Regions from separate parts of the Mus musculus genome. Here region 2 is linked to region 1. A link is a loop called in an ENCODE intact Hi-C map of the cell type or tissue named here. Cell type or tissue: heart. All regions are shown on one strand.

Evidence for each region. Hi-C counts contacts between places; a loop is a spot of excess contacts. Peaks named below come from ENCODE experiments on the same cell type or tissue, not always from the same donor. Only the 100,000 strongest peaks of a DNase experiment are listed, where the experiment ranks them.
Region 2: a loop joins it to region 1, with 5 times the contacts of the local background. A loop is called at or near these places in 8 of 42 quality-filtered maps.

Annotation. Positions count from the first base shown.
Region 1 is chr10:119,800,473-119,808,472 of GRCm38, reverse strand. The region is part of intron 1 of Grip1 (glutamate receptor interacting protein 1); the gene reads right to left. Gm51815 (a long non-coding RNA gene) reads left to right here. Exons shown (of 3, transcript XR_003949037.1): 3 at 1-8,000. Among named protein-coding and RNA genes, the nearest start is that of Gm51815, 15 kb to the left of the region's middle. In heart, a CTCF peak has its summit at 4,637 (motif pointing left); no DNase peak of the experiment used is centred here.
Region 2 is chr10:120,197,818-120,205,817 of GRCm38, reverse strand. Irak3 (interleukin-1 receptor-associated kinase 3) reads left to right here and starts at 4,221. Exons shown (of 12, transcript NM_028679.4): 1 at 4,221-4,491. The coding sequence starts at 4,359. Gm38500 (predicted gene, 38500) reads right to left here and starts at 4,228. Exons shown (of 3, transcript NR_166661.1): 1 at 3,969-4,228; 2 at 3,623-3,716; 3 at 1,650-2,870. In heart, a CTCF peak has its summit at 3,495 (motif pointing right); DNase peaks (open chromatin) are centred at 3,527 and 4,157; H3K4me3 peaks cover 1,453 bases; H3K27ac peaks cover 934 bases; H3K27me3 peaks cover 893 bases.

The DNA of each region.
Region 1 (8,000 bases):
CTCATTGGAGTCGGGCAGCCACTGGAGGCCAGCTGAGTCTCAGAAGGAGTCCAGGACATAGCCCCCCTGCCACCCCGGATGTGATCTCACCTGATGGCCAAAGGCTGCCAGACACCTTGAGATGGTCTAAGCCACTATCTCATCCTAAAGTAGGGAGGACTAACCTGCAGGAGGCCTGCTCCAAGTGCCTCTAAAGCTAGGACAGAGTCTGTGTCAACAGCAACACAAGAGTTCTACAGGGAATCTCAGTGGCAGGAATAGAAGCAGGACACAGCCATGATCCACAGGTGAAAGAGGAAGGGAGGAGGGGCCAAAGTTGATGGTGATGACGACGATGATGACGACGATGACAACAACAACAATAAAGCTGGGGAGATGGGGGAGCTTTGAATTCTGAAAGTTACCCTATATGTCATTCTCAATGCTGTCCCCACCGCCGGCATGGCTTGGGTCTTGAGTGCTGAGGAAGGGCTAAAGTAGTTTCTCATTGAGTTCTCACAGGATTGCTTCCTGCAAAGGCCTAGGCTTAGCAAGGTAAAACCCGGAACCCAAATAAATGTATGTGTTCAAAATAGGCAGCACAAAGAGCTGACTCACTAGTGTTGTGAAGTGATTAGCAGGATGGATTGACGCACCCTCCGCTGTTCCTGGTTCCCTCGGATGCTGGTGACAATTAAGATGGCCCCCTCCACACAGTGCAGTGGTATCTGCAGTCACTGCTAGGTCATCATCAGATAGTGCAGATCTCTAGAGCTTGGTTCTCTTGGGTTTCTGCCTTCTAACCAACATTCCCTTTATCTTCCTGACTCGGAGACCTACTGGGGTGCTTCCTGCTGCTATGAGTTTGATTTTGGTGGTTGTTGTTGTTTAAATGCCACAGACGCACAGCAGGGTCGTCGAGTATTAAATCTGCCCGTTTTATTCCTTGTAAAAGTTTGAACACTGGGGATATCATAAAGATCCAAGTGTCAAAGACCTGGTCTCCTAGATGTCCATATCAAAAGTGCAGGGACTTCTATGAGGTAAGGCTTTGTGGGAGATGCTCAGGTCATTGGGTGTGTACCCTCCAATGTAGTCAGACAACACCAGTCTATTCGTCTCTCCATTCCATGACTCATGACTGAAGTGTTTCTGCTCCTATCACACACTCGTGACTTTTCCTCCCTCTGTGTTTGTCTTTCTTTATTTGAATTATCGGAGATCAAACTTAGGGTCTTCTAGATGGCATGCAAGGGCTCGTCAGCTGAGCTATACTACCTGACGCTAGTCTCAGAGCATTGGGAGCAAATGGTCACGTGCAAGAATATCCAAAGCTATAAAAGTAATGGTTTTCTTGTTGTAAATCGGTGATTATATCAGCTAAGTAATTATAGTCACAGAGAGCTTGGCCTAGTGCCCTTCAGATTCATCCATGCTGTAGTAAGTACCAGGACTCTCTTCTTTGAGGCTACTATTCCTGGTATACAGTGCATCTTCCTCATCAGATCACCCATCGATGGACACGTAGGCTGATACCATTCCCTGCCTTTCATCAATAATGCTGCAATGGACATGCCCATGACCAGTCTATCCCGATGATTTCCTTTGTCCATGTTGTTTAGATAAGGGATTACCAGATTACAAAGTAATTTGGGACCTTCTATGCTATTTTGAATAATGATACCATTTTCCATTCCTACCTACAGTGTCTAGGGTTCTCCCCCCACCCCCACCACATTCCTGTCATTCTCTGAACTAGGTTTTCGAGGGACATTCAGGAGCTTGCTTGATCCAAAGGGAATCCCAGGAGGATGAGACTTTGGGCCTGGCACAGGCTAATGAAAACCACCAGCCCTACATCCACTGCTTACAGGAAGAAACAAAACTGGTGAGCTGTGAACAGAGCCCCAAAGTAATGGCCCAATTTACCTTTGAAATATAATAAAATGTCTTTTAAGCAGGAGATTAGAGACTTTCTTGGCATAATCCACAGCACAGGACAGCTCTGGAGTAAATTTACACCCTGTCCTTCCCGCTCCCCACCCCCCTCCTTTGGTGTTCCATTATCAATCTCTCAGCGGGGCTGGGATTTCAGCAGAATTGGAAATAACAGCATTCTGCAAATCCCTGCGCGGTCCTGCTGTCCCCCCTTCTCCCCCATCACACGCGGATGCCTCTGAGCTGTTGCAGATTAAAGGTAATTCTCGGTCATTACTGGTGTCATTTATCACCCTCCCTGCGTGTTTCTTTTGTGCAAACCTTGAGGAAGCCTCACTCATTTGTGGAAGTTCAGACTCTAAGTGGAGAATGAAGCTGTGGCCTTTTTTCCTTCTTTTTCTCTTTCCTGGGCAGTACTTCTAGGTGTTTCTTAGGATACAGCCCCTTCCACTGCTGCGACGATGACAGCCAGGGCCAAGCTTGTCAGGAGACAAAAGACAAGGCCATCTATCACCATCATTTGGAAATCTCATCTAGCGAAGGATTTATGATCTGCTGGGGTTCAGAGGAGATTAAAAGAAAACAAAACAGAGGTTGAATAAAGAATGTCTGCTGGCACATGAAGACGAGAGGGATTTCAGAGGAGACCCGAGGTGATTGGCATGCAGTCAGACGTGCCACATGACCCAGGACACTGTGCCACACCGGCGTGGTCGGGGAGAGTTGGAGACTGCTAAGTGGCATGGTTGTGCCATTTGAAGAGCGGCCCACCTCCGGAACATCTGATGTGGACAGGAGAGAGGGGCATGCATACAGAACTGTGGAACCAGACTCTTATGGTCAACAAGCTATCCTATAGGCTAGACACAATGACAGCCTCGTGCCTCAGCCTTCCTGGTTTTCCATGAAGGGGTTGGTTGTTATGATCTTAATTCAAGATGTAAACCTAGAACTCCCTCCCCGTTAGAAAGTAACCAACATTCAGTAAATGCTAGGCTGGCCTCCCAAAAGCCACCAGTGACCCACTCTCATTGAACTGTCAAGAAGGGTAGAGAAGTTACCAAGACTATTTACAATAGCCTCAGTACAGGGGTGCTGCTGGAATGTGTTATTGCCACACATGTCGCCATGCCAACAGCATCTCTCTAGTCATCCTAGCCGTTCCAGAGAGCCAGGTCTTAAACTGGACGGGTGAAACCTCTGTCTTAACTGGTTATCAGACTGGTGGCTTAAGGGACACTTTGTAACCTATAAATGTACTGGTTTTGCCTGAGTGGAATTTAGAAATGACTCAGCTGCATAGCTCACTACAACTTGTGCTTCTTTTAAATGACACACACACGGGGCTTGCCTTAGAGAATTGATACAAGTTCACCTCACCTAGTGCCTACAGTTTTGTACGGTGACTCTCGGGGGGGACTGAACAACAGAACCCACCTCTTCTAAATGTGGACCAAATACGTCCCAGATTTCCCCAGTGGCTTAGCAGGCTTCTTACATCCACTGTAGCTTGTCTGAATCTTCTAGGGACTTAAGATTCTTGTCTCTTCTTATAGGTTCCCTTGGGTGATGCACCTCCCAGATACAGTTTCTTCCTCTTACAATGTAATTTGATGAGATACACCCCTCCACAGCTCCTTCTGGGACCAACACCCCCCCCCCTCCGCCCCCAGCTACCCAATGGAGCCTCTCTTAAAAATCCACCAAGTCCAGTCTCTGCTGCCCACATACTCTTGGCTATGTGGCCTTCACTGGAGGGTGGTCCACTCACCGGGGGTTGCCCTCTTGAAGAAAACTGATATGCCCCCTTTAGCAATTATTACTTCCCAATAGCTGCTGAGATGGGGGTGGGCGCTCATGCCCTCTTCTCCTCTCTAGGCTGGATTTTTGTTTTGCGTGAGCTTGTACAGACCTTGCACGTGACGCCTCAGCTGCTGTGAATCCACACGTGCAACTGCACCACGGTATCCCCAAGACACTGTTTTCCTGTCGCTAACTCCTGCTCTGATCTTCTTACAAGCTCCCTTCCCCTTTTAGTGCATCTGTCAACCCTCCCTAGAGAGAAGCTTCCCTTGGCAGTCGACAGTGATCCACACAGACACCCACAACTGCTCAAGGTACAGAGAGTCAGAGACTCTGCAGTGCTTGGTCTGAAGGAGACATCTTTGGTCTTACAACCTCTCCTCCCAAGGCACAGGCGTCCTCAGGGAAGAAGAGCTGGGAAGAACGTAAGAGTCAGATGCATATTTTAAAGCTCCAAACTGGTCCAAGGAGGCGCTCCTGCTGGTAAAATGCGCACCTGCGAGTGGCCCTACTGTGTGCAGAACTTCCAGGAGAACCACAGGTTTGCTCTAAATCTTACAAAAAATGCTTCTTGCTTTATTGGCTTCGTGAGGGACAGGGAAAGCCCATACTCGCTCTTCCTCAGGTTACAGCTATGTCAGGGAGGTACCATGAGTCATGAGTAAGTTACTCGGGTGTGGAAAATGAAAGACTCTGATTAGGAGGATGCTTGTGAACAGATGACAAATGTAGAGGGTGACGTCATTGCAGTCAAAGTCTCCATATTTACAAACATATGCACTTACTCTATCATTTCACTACCTAAACTCTCCTCACCTTTGTCACTTTTCTCACATAGAAAGCCACTTACTTATAGCTCTGGTGGCATCACTGAGAGCATTAAGGTAACATCCATTGTCAAGACACTTTACTGCCATCTGCTGGTAGAAACATGCCATTACTCACTACATACTCTGGCTAAGATGTGAATGGTACCCCATCCATCAGCTCTGATTTGGACAATGTCTGACCACTCCCAACAACCTGTGAGCTCTGAGCATCTCCACGAGGGGGAGCAGCGGAAAGCGGTTGCTACGTTGTTTTGAAGAAAGAAGTTTAAGGATAACTTTAATACTCAAAAGAGAGTGGAGTTTCTGCGAATTAATTATCTCTTTCCCCAGAGCACTTTATTCCTTTCTGTGGTTGTGAAAACCAGGCTTTGAATTCTATTCTGACCTGACTGTGCTAGAAGGGACATGGGGATGCTATGTCGTCGTAAATGTTTGATATGACTATGATTTTACTGCTCCCCATATCTGCCAGAACCAGCTTCTTCAGCCGACAGTGAAGAAAACAGAGAATGCCTACCAGCAAGGCTTGTATTACTGTCAGGGGGAATGCTTGATACAGCACAATCAACAGCGATATTAACTGCTGTTGACTCCGGAGGTGATATTAATTATTGATGCCGTTCCTGTGATCTCACGTTCTTCCCAATGTGCAGAGACATTGTTACTCTAGTTTCCCATCTTACAATCACCATTATTGAGACGTTTCTATGTCACAGAGGTAGACCAGAGTCTGAGTCTGCAACTCTGCGAACAGGTACCCTGTGGCCAAGGGCGGAGCCAGTGCCAGGCTTAAACTAGTTAAGATAGTCTGCTTTCACACTTGAACTGGGCCTGATGGCTCCCTGGACCCTTGAAGTCTTATGGAGGTCTGTTGATGATATTGTCATAATGCCATAAAGGAAATGGAAATCATAGAGTAATGACACAGAGAATGGCTTCTTGGTCCTCTATCTACATCACTGTCCTACTGACGTCATGGCGACTTCAACAGGAGAAACGCACTGGCTAAGAGAATCCGCTTCGGGAACTAGCTGAGTTGCTGACCGCAGAAGGGCACAGCGCATGTGCAGAAGACCCTTACGCGCCAGAGAGGTCTCTGCTCAAAGCACAGTGCTGACAGAGCACGCAGCCCAAGCCTTTTCTTCCTAGCATCTGTTTATACAAATTCTGACCAGGTGGCAAACTCTTCCCCTCTGCTCTCAAGCAACAGGATGCAGGACAGAGAACACCTGTTCCAAAACTGCTCTGATTAGCTGGAAGCTGGCAGGTATAGCAAGGGCTGAGGGCCACTCGGCAGGAGAGGATCCTGCTGCCTTGTCAGCCCTTGGCTCTGCTCCTGATCTTGGCTGTAGTCCCTGTCGGTGGCTAATGGGATTGATCCACGGGCATAAATCTTTAAACTCCTGCTGGCAAGTGCGACGTTATCTTATCCAAGGCCACCACAGTGTGCCACTGCTATCTAAAAGCAAATGTTTCCAACTTGAGGAAGATACTGGAGGTGCAGGTAGGGGTGTGATGCCCTCCGCTCTCACACAGCTTCCGGGGAAAGTGTGTCATTCAGGTGATTGTGCATGCACACGTGAGTGGACGTCTTTCATGATTTATGTATGCGAGTTTGCTTAGAGAAGGTAATGATAACCAAGTCAGCACGTGCTGGTTGGAGAAATAGAAGCAACACTCCCAGGGGAAACTTAGGGGAGCAATAAATAGAGGGGGAGGTGAAGAACACTGTGGGAGAGTATCCTAGACAAGGGAGTGTGTGCAGGACGGAGGAGACCGAAGCTCCATGAAGAAGGAACAACATGGGAGATTGGAGATGGGGTCTGAAGGGAAAGGACAGAGCTCAGGGAAGAAGGGACAGAAGAGCCGAAGTGGGAGGAGTGGGTGAGAAGCTGGTGTGTCGTTGAAAAGCCCCATCAGGACAGCCCACTGCAGCATGCATGCACTGGACACTCCTTAGGGTGTCTCAGCCATGGTCCCTCAACCCAACAGGCACACACATTTCGGCCGGCCCTTTTAGGTTTCTAAGGATAGAAAACTCTCACACAGAATGCTGTCATGTTAGTATCTGCTTGCTGATACTAAAGCACTGATCTAAACTTGACTCACAACAGTGATAAGAGGGAAATTCTAGATTTTGTTGTTGTTGTTGTTGTTGTTATTTACAGACATAAAAGTCAAAGGGCAGCATGAACCTAAGTCAGAGATAGAATATAGTCAGTGTGGTTAAGAAACTTAGAAAATAATTATAGAATGTTAGAGCCAAGGAAGGGATATTTGGAAGCTTGCAACCAACGGAGTTTGGTGTGTGCTCAAAACTGCTCAGGAAATGAAGGTTTCTGTGAATCTTCTAATTTCAATGGTTCTTAAATCACACTCCCTGTGATTTGAGGTTGCTCTGGGTTTTGTACAGCAACTCTGTAACTCTAAACTGAAGAGTCCACCCATTGTGAATGTGAACATGAACGTAAGTCTAATTTATTAAGCAGGTGTTATGCTCTGTGAACAGTTGTGAATGGATGGATGCAGGGATGAGCAGTATATTAAGAAAAATACAAATGGAATGACTTGACCTTTCATCATCGAGAGCAGAAGGACCGATGCTTAAAGATGTATTTATTTTTATTTTAGGCGCACAAACGATGTGCCAGCAGGAGTGTCTGTGCAGCACATGTATCCTCCGCCTATGAGACCAGAAAAGGGAAGCAGATCCCTTGGAGCTGATGTTACAGACCGTCCTGTGCTGCCACGAGGGTGCTGGGAACCAAACTCGGTCCTCTACATGAATATCAAGTACTCTTAACTGTTAAGCCATCTCTCCAAAACCCGGGACTGAAATTTAAAGGGTAGAGAAAAAAAAAAAAACCAAAAAAACCAAAAAAACAGTTTTCTCTTCCTCCTTCCCTATGTCCTATTTTCTTCGCATCAAGAGAAGGATAAAAATAGCCCTGGCCTTTTGCTGACTTCTGAGGGATGTGGGAACGGATAAATGCGTTCGGGTGTGTCAAGCTCCTGAAGTTCCTTAGGGAGAAGCCACAGGTTTTAATGTCATAATAACAAGCTACTTGTTAAGCTGTTGCTCCTCTAAACATATCATAAGTATCTTCAAACCAAGGTTGGAGCAGGTCACGTGCCCAATAGCAAACTTCTGCCAGCTCACCTGGCTCTTAGCCTGGTGCTTCTCTGGGGCTCAGTGTGGGCTAATACTGAATCTGAGTTTATTTAGGTTGAGTGGTTTGAGCTGGAGGTGTGATGTCTTCCTGCAGGGAACTGAATAGGAGCAGGGATGGCCCTGACGCCATCTTCCTCTGTCTACTAGACTCCAGGAGAGAGGGGGCGGGGTAGGGAGAGGAAAACAGTGGATATCAAGCTTTTCCAAGCTTGTAACACTTTTTTTTTTGTAGGAAGTAACACCACATTTCTCATGCATGTCTCCATGGAAAAACGTAT
Region 2 (8,000 bases), 400 kb before region 1:
GTAAACCATGCTGGCTGCAAACTCACGGCCATCTACCTAGCTCTGCCTTTCTAAGTGCTGGTTTAAAGGCTTGTGTTACCATACCCAGTTCACATCTTCTTTTAAACTTAAGGAATCTTGGTGACAATTTGGCTTTAATGGGCACAATTGTGAAAGTTTGTAAGATTGGCAGAATATTGAAAAGAGCACCCTAGCTTTTACCGTCCGAAGCAAATTCTCTCGGCGTGATTTTTTTTTTTCTCCAGTGTTCAATAAACATTAGAACACCCCACACTGGAGTCGCTAGAGTATTAAGTGTGACACTGCACAAAGTGTGACACTACACAAAGTGTGACACTACACAAAGTGTGACACTACACAAAGTGTGACACTACACAAAGCACACATAAGTTAAGGGTAACTCTTCCTCTTCACTGGCTGCCACAGGCTAGGTAGGGTTTGGTAACTAATGAGAATTTGAAGAGCTTATCAGAGGGAGGGAGGGAGGGAGGGAGGGAGGGAGGGAGGGAGGGAGGGGAGGGAGGGAGGAAGGGGAGGGAGGGAGGTAAAGAAGGGTGTGAAAAGAGAGAGAAGAATGAACATAGCCATCAAAAAATAGACCCCTGTGACATTCCACCCTCGGATGGAGAGGTCCCGGTGAGTTAACATGGATACACTTGGAGATAAGAACTCTGAGGAAACTGAGCCGGAAGAGCAGCATAGGTTTGTACATCCGTAGGCTTCAGTTCCTGTCTATAAAAAGCAGGTAGCGTTGAGACTTAGGCCAAGGAGTCCTCCTGTGGTTGTGACTGCGTGGCATAAGAAACACTGCATTTCTCCCTCTTTGCTGGAATTTCTGGAATGGCGGGATGGCCTTTTGTCTTATACCACAGTTGAATCTGCCTCCAGAGGTGATATGTGCTGAGTCCTTAGGCAGTTTGAAGAAACGTGCATGACACTCGTGCCGGAACGACTAAGAGCATGAGTAACACGTTGGAACTGTCAACCACACCCTCTTCATATTTAGTACAATCTCATGTTCTAAAACTGAATCCTGTTACTAATCCCTGGGAGGTGGGGGTGGGGGGCACTGAGGGATGACCTCATAGACCTCTCCTGGGTCTTGTGACTCATTCTAATGAATCAGAAAACTTGAAGAGTGCGATAGTTACTTAACTATCAAGTCAATACTGTCACCTGGAACCAGGATCCTGAACCTTACAATAGGAAGCTAGATGAGCACTAATTCATTGCTCTCCACTCCTTTTAAAAAAAAATAATTTTATGTGTACGGGTGTTTTGCCTACATATATGTCTGTGTACCAGGTGCATGCCCAATGTCTTTAGAAGTCAAAAGAGGCCTTCTAATTTCTTGGAAGTGGAGTTATGGATGTTGGTTTGCTGCTGTGTGATTGCTAGGAATCAAACCTGGGTCTCCTGGAGTAGCAAGCAGCTAGTGCTCTTGACCACTGAGCCATCTCTGCAGCCTTGCTCTCTCTCTCTCTCTCTCTCTCTCTCTCTCTCTCTCTCTCTCTCTCTCTCTCTCTCCTCATGGCTGAAATGTAATGGAACTGGCTGGCTGCTTCAAGTCCCTGCCGCCTTTACTTCTCCAAAATGATGGACTGTGGCCTGGAATCGTGGGCTGAAATAAACCCTTTCTCTCCCGAATCTGCTTTCATCAGGGTGTTTTTTTTTTTATTTTTTTTTTAAAGATTTATTTATTTATTACATGTAAGTACACTGTAGCTATCCTCAGATACTCCAGAAGAGGGAGTCAGATCTCATTACGGATGGTTGTAAGCCACCATGTGGTTGCTGGGATTTGAACTTCGGACTTTCGGAGGAGCAGTCGGGTGCTCTTACCCACTGAGCCATCTCACCAGCCCCATCAGGGTGTTTTAACCCAGAAACAGGAAACAAAACGGAGACCGAGGGAGCCTTACATGCATGCAAGCATACAATTGATGTCCTAGATTCCTTTGCGTTTAAAACTGGGCTACTTTAGAGCTACCGAGGTTTATCTAGCACACAGCTTGGAATCTGAAGATCGAAGATCGAGTAGCCATGTCTGGCCAGCCTCAGAATGCGACTGAGAAGTTACTTGAGAGCGTCAAGCAGCTTGCATTGAAGGGATCTTAACGCAAGAAAGAAGGCAAGCAACATACTGAGGGAGCCGAGCCCTTCTTATCACAGTCTCCCTTTGTAGAATGAAGCTCTCCTAGCTCATGACGGCATCTTTCTTCAAGCTTCGTTTTTCAATTGACAGCGACAGATAGTAATAGGACTGAGGCTGCCCAGAGGATGTGAGTGCCAATGCTGTGCAAGAAAGACTTGGGTGGCACTGAGGAGAACCGTTTGAGGGGTGCAAAGTGGCCCGATTGAGAGTAGGGTAAGAGAAAGTGATGGTGAGACTACACAACTCTATGAGGAAGAAAGATGCAGAACATTTTGTTTTGAAGGCCGAAAAATTAGTATCGTATTTAAATTGTGATGGAGATGAGCCAGGCGAGTGAAGCAAAGTTAAAATCTCAGAGACAGACAACAACGGCTGCTCGCATACCCTTCTGTTAGAAGGAAAGGGTTTTAGGATCCAGAGCCGCTAAGAAAAGATGAGACTTATCTAGGGGTCTAGATGGTTCACCTCTAGAGATGAGAAACACGTTTATTATGGCGTGGACAGGAAGCACTGAGAGTGCACGCTTGGCCACGTGGTTCCCAGCTGGTGTAGTGTAGTGTAGTGTAGTGTAGTGTAGTGTAGTGTAGTGTAGTGTAGAGGTAAGCAGCTCACAGACACTGACTTCACGGATGGATTATGTCATTGGAGGCGTGGCTTTGGAGGGTGTATCTTGCCCCCAATCTCTTTCTCCTTGCCTCATGCCGCATTAGAAGACCTGGTGATGCAAACATTTTGAGTGTTACTGTTATTGTTATAGTGAGGATATTAAACATCCTCTGACTGCCCATATACTAAAAGCTTGCTTGCCAGCCTACAGTGCTGATAGGCGACTGAACCGGAACCAGATAGGTCTTAGTGCAAATAAATCAGATCCCTTGAAGGGAATTTGGTACCCTGGCCCTGTCCCCCTTCCTCCCTCCCTCTCTCTCATTTCCTGCCGCCATGGATCACTTACGCTATGACACTTTGGCTTCTCAGAGACCTCAAAAGACATTGGGGTCAAGCAACCATGGACTGAAGTTCCGAGGTTGTGTACCAAACAACTTCTTCTTTTGAAGCTGCTCGGTGGGGGCATTTTGTCAGAAAGCTAACACAACCACACATGGCGATTTCCTGTGCAGGCACACGTCTCAGGTTGCTTTTGTCTGGTCTAGAAAGTCAAAAAGAACCCTGTATCAATCTTCTCTCCCTCTGATGCTCAGCATGGTGGCATAGAGACCCTTTTTGGGGTGTAGCCTGATAAAACCGTAGTCCTTAGAATGAGGAGACTTAAGAAGTTTTGCTCAAACAGTTCTAACTTTGCCACTGTGGGTACTGAATGCCCAGGCACCATTGCTGCTGACCGCCAGGGGGCGCCATTCCAAAGACAAGCTCAGGGGATTGAAACAGGAGTTTGTTTTTCAGTGCCTGGTTATCATAAAATCTCCCACTTCATTTTCCCACCTCCTTTGTCAGTAGTATCCGTACCGTTCCTGCGGTGGTCATTACAGCATAAACGGTAGAATATTTCAACACACCAGCCAATGTTTCCTAAACTTCATTTTGCAAACTCGTTGAAGCACTGCGAGGAAAGAAAGGGAGACTGTAGTAAAACCAAGCGGCACGACGGCAGGGGTTGCCTTCTGCAGCAAGGATGAGCAGTTTGTTTGCCCAGGTTTGGCCTGTTTGTTGTGGTTTTCTTTTTATGTCCATTTCGCCCGGCGTGTACACGTTTCCTTCCGTTTAAAGTTATTTGGCAAAAACGTGTTTCTCGGTGAGCACGCATTTCTTTCCTGACGGGACAAAGAGAAACTTTAAAAGATGTAACACAAACCTCTTAGATCCATCGTGGCCAGGAGGCCGCCCGTCCCAGAGCAGCAGAGGGGTGGCGGCTTTCCCGGATTCCAGCCGCTGTTCCCCGCCCTCATTTTCTTGGCTGGTCTCCTGGGTCATGTCCCAAGACGGGGACGGACAGAACGGTTCATAACAAAGATGACCTGGGGTGCGGCGCGCAGGGTCGCGGGACAGCGGCTAGGAGCAAGGGCAGCCCAGGTCTCGCAGGGCGCATCCCTGGGGAGCGGCTCCCTACGTCACGTGGGGCCCGCCCTGCGACGGCGTGTTGCAAGCTCCGGGCAGCCGTCGTGGAGCTGAATTTCCGCGGTTGTGAAAGGCGGTGACAGCGGCGACCTCCCTGCTTCTCTGCGTGGGGTCCCGGGACTCCGCGATGGCCGGCCGGTGCGGGGCCCGTGGCGCGCTGTCGCCACAGTTGCTGCTCTTCGACCTGCCGCCCGCACTGCTGGGAGAGCTTTGCGGGATCCTGGACAGCTGCGATGGCCCGCTCGGCTGGCGGGGCCTGGGTGAGTGCGACTCAGACCTGCCGGTCCTCCCCCGCGAGGGACTCAGCAAACCCGGGGACCTGCCACTCACTCTCCTTCCCTCTCTGACAGTGGGGTACTGCTGTATCAAGTTAGGGGATTGGGTATGTCAGATGTCAAGAAAGCATCCCGTGCTGGGAAGAGATTCTCGCTTCACTCGGTTTGCAGTGTGCGCAGCAGTATGCAAATATTACCGTATGCAGGGCATGGCTACTGGCTCTACAACCCCTACATCAGATTTTTTTAATATTATAACTTCTTTTTTGAGATGCCGCTCAGTTGCTAGAGTGCTTACCTATAGATGTATGAAGCTGCATGTTCGATTCCCTAGCTTGGAATAAAACAGACAGTGGTAGTGCCAGTCATTGAGAGGTAGAAGTAGGCAGGACAGATGCTCAAGAGCATCCTCTCCTTGTAGAGAGTTCCTAGCTGGCTTGGGAAACATGAGACGCCATCTCAAAAACAAAAAGCAAACTTACTTTCTTTTCTTTCCTTTCTTTCTTTCTTTCTTTCTTTCTTTCTTTCTTCCTTCCTTCCTTCCTTCCTTCCTTCCTTCCTTTCTTTCTTTCTTTCTTTCTTTCTTTCTTTCTTTCTTTCTTTCTTTCTTTCTTTCTTTCTTTCTTTTCTCCTTTCCTTCTTCCTTCCTTCCTTCCTTCCTTCCTTCCTTCCTTCCTTTCTTTTAGAACTTTAAGATATCTATTCTTTGGTGTTTTTTGTGTGTGTATCCCACACTCCTCCCGCATCTAGAAGACAAATTCCAGGAACCAGTTCTCTCCTTCCACCACGGGATCCTGGGACAGAACTCAGATGGCATGCATAACCCACTTCGCTGTTTCCAATAAGTCTCCAATAATCTATAAGGGAAATGCTGTTTGCGGTGGATGTGATTTCCACTTTTCTTTCTTTCTTTCTTCCTTTCTCTCTCTCTCTCTCTCTCTCTCTCTCTCTCTCTCTCTCTCTCTCTCTTTCTTTCTTTCTTTTTAAGATTTATTTATTATATGTAAGTACACTGTAGCTGCCTTCAGACACTCCAGAAGAGGGCACCAGATCTCGTTACGGATGGTTGTGAGCCACCATGTGGTTGCTGGGAATTGAAGTCAGGACCTTCCGAAGAGCAGTCAGTGCTCTTTAACCACTGAGCCATCTCTCCAGCCCCGATTTCCACTTTTCTTAATTAAATGTTTTTTGCTTATTTGCCAAATCTACTGCAATAAAATTGTAAAGAAAGCCTCTTCATATTAATCTCAAAAGTTATCTTCAAATATCCATTTTATGCAGATTTGGTAAACTGAGCAACTACATATTGTAAAGTGGTGATATAGTAACAAAAAAGCTCAGCCGGGCATGGTGGCGCACGCCTTTAATCCCAGCACTTGGGAGGCAGAGGCAGGCGGATTTCTGAGTTCAAGGTCAGCCTGGTCTACAGAGTGAGTTCCAGGACAGCCATGGTTACACAGAGAAACCCTGTCTCGAAAAACAAACAAACAAACAAACAAACAAAAAGCTCAGGCAAAGTCTATGCTTTGTTAAATACAAGTGTTCTCTTTGGAGTTAGATGATAACTCATGCTGTTGTAGTTAATGTTACTTGAAAATACACATGAGTATTTTAAAGCAGCTTTATCTAAAATAGTGGTTTTTTTCCTTTGTGGTTGGCAAACAATATGCTTATAATTTCTGAAACTGTAACAGTTATGTAAAAATGGTTTGGAGAATGGGCTTAGGGTAATTGTTCAGTCATAGACTGCTTTCTTCAAATGAGGAAAGTCCTTGGCTCCATCCTTGGCTCCTAAACAATTTCTTCAGTGAACATCTCAGAAAAGGCTACTTGGAATCAAGTCTTCCCGACTTCAGGAAGACGAAGCTGTTTCCATTTCCAGCCTTCATTTGAGAGAGAAGATTCCTCTCCTATCAGATTGTTCCCTATTCAAGCTAGATCATGGCATAGTGAGTATTTGCGTATATAGACTTACTAAAATTACTGCATTTTTTAATACATCTTTTTTATTGGATATTTTCTTTATTTACATTTCAAATGTTATACTCTTTCCCGGTCCCTGCCCCCCCGAACCCCTTTTCCTCTCCTCCCTCCCCCTGCTTCTATGAGGGTGTTCCTCCACCCACCCACCCACTTCTGCCTCCCCATCCTCAATTCCCCTACACTGGGGCATCTATAGAACCTTCATAGAACCAAGGACCTCTCCTCCCATTGATGCCTGACAAGGCCATCCTCTGCTACATATGCAGCTGGAGCTATGTGTACTCCTTGGTTGGTGGTTTAGTTCCTGGAAGCTCTGGGGCTGGGGAGGGGGAGTCTGGTTGGTTGATATTGTTGTTCTTCCTATGGGGTTGCAAACCCCTTCAGCTCCTTCAGTCCTTTCTCTAACTCCTCCATTGGGGACCCTGTGCTCAGTCCAATGGTTGGCTGTGAGCATCCACCTGTGTATTTGTAAGGCTACTGCGTTTTCAAGAACAATATTTTTGGTACAGTGCTCAAGTGCGGATGGGGCCAGGTCATGTCATAGATGAATGAAGCCAGTGGGTGTGGGTCATGAATTCGGAAGAGCATGCGTCCTATTTAAAGGGAGCTATCAGCACATCAGGACCTGGTCCCTGCTGCCTGTCAGGAAGCCCAGCTCCAATAACTGGCTTCTTTTCTCTCACCTCCTGTCTTTCTCAATAGCACTAAATTACAAATACTTATGCCTCATAACCTGCCTCCTACACACACACACACACACACACACACACACACACACACACACACACTTGTGAGTCAGATGTTGAAATCATTGCAAGTGATTCTACAGATAAGGACACTGGGCTACAAATTGTTTAAGTAATTTGCAGTTCATACAGTAGGAAGTGGCAGAGCCGGGACTTGAACTAAGTCTGTATCCAAGCATCATGCTTTGAACTACAAGTCACACTGCATACTTCCCCCAACTGCTATATTGCTTTCCTGGTGCATCTCACAGGCCCCTAAGACTGTAGCATTTCTGGCTTGAAAAAAACCAATTCAGTGTGCTGTTTATATACACAACTCTATTTTGCCCTTGTGGAAATAAACGAAGATACTCTATGCAAGTACAAGCCAGGGATATCTAGGTGGTCTGTGCAGCTAGGTGGGAGATTTTAAATTTGGGAGATAAAAATGGAGGCTTTACAACTAAGTGGGAGATTTTAGGCGTACATAGTTGGCTGTCTCTAGTTGGAGTAAAATTCTAGGCACCTATGGGTTCCAATTCAAGTCTTGGCAGTATAGGACAAATGGCTGCAGGCTCCCTGGACTCACTGTCACAGGTAATTTTGGGATGCTTACTGGAGATAGCAGGTTGATTTCTTAGGCTCGAATTGATGCATGCTGTGGACCAAAACTCTCTCTCTATGGAGTATGGATATAATGCGTTTGCATAGTGATTCTCCTGGGGCAAGCTCTACCGTGTTTACTCTTGATGTAGCTGTAACTGCCTGGGCAAGTGAGTGGCGCCC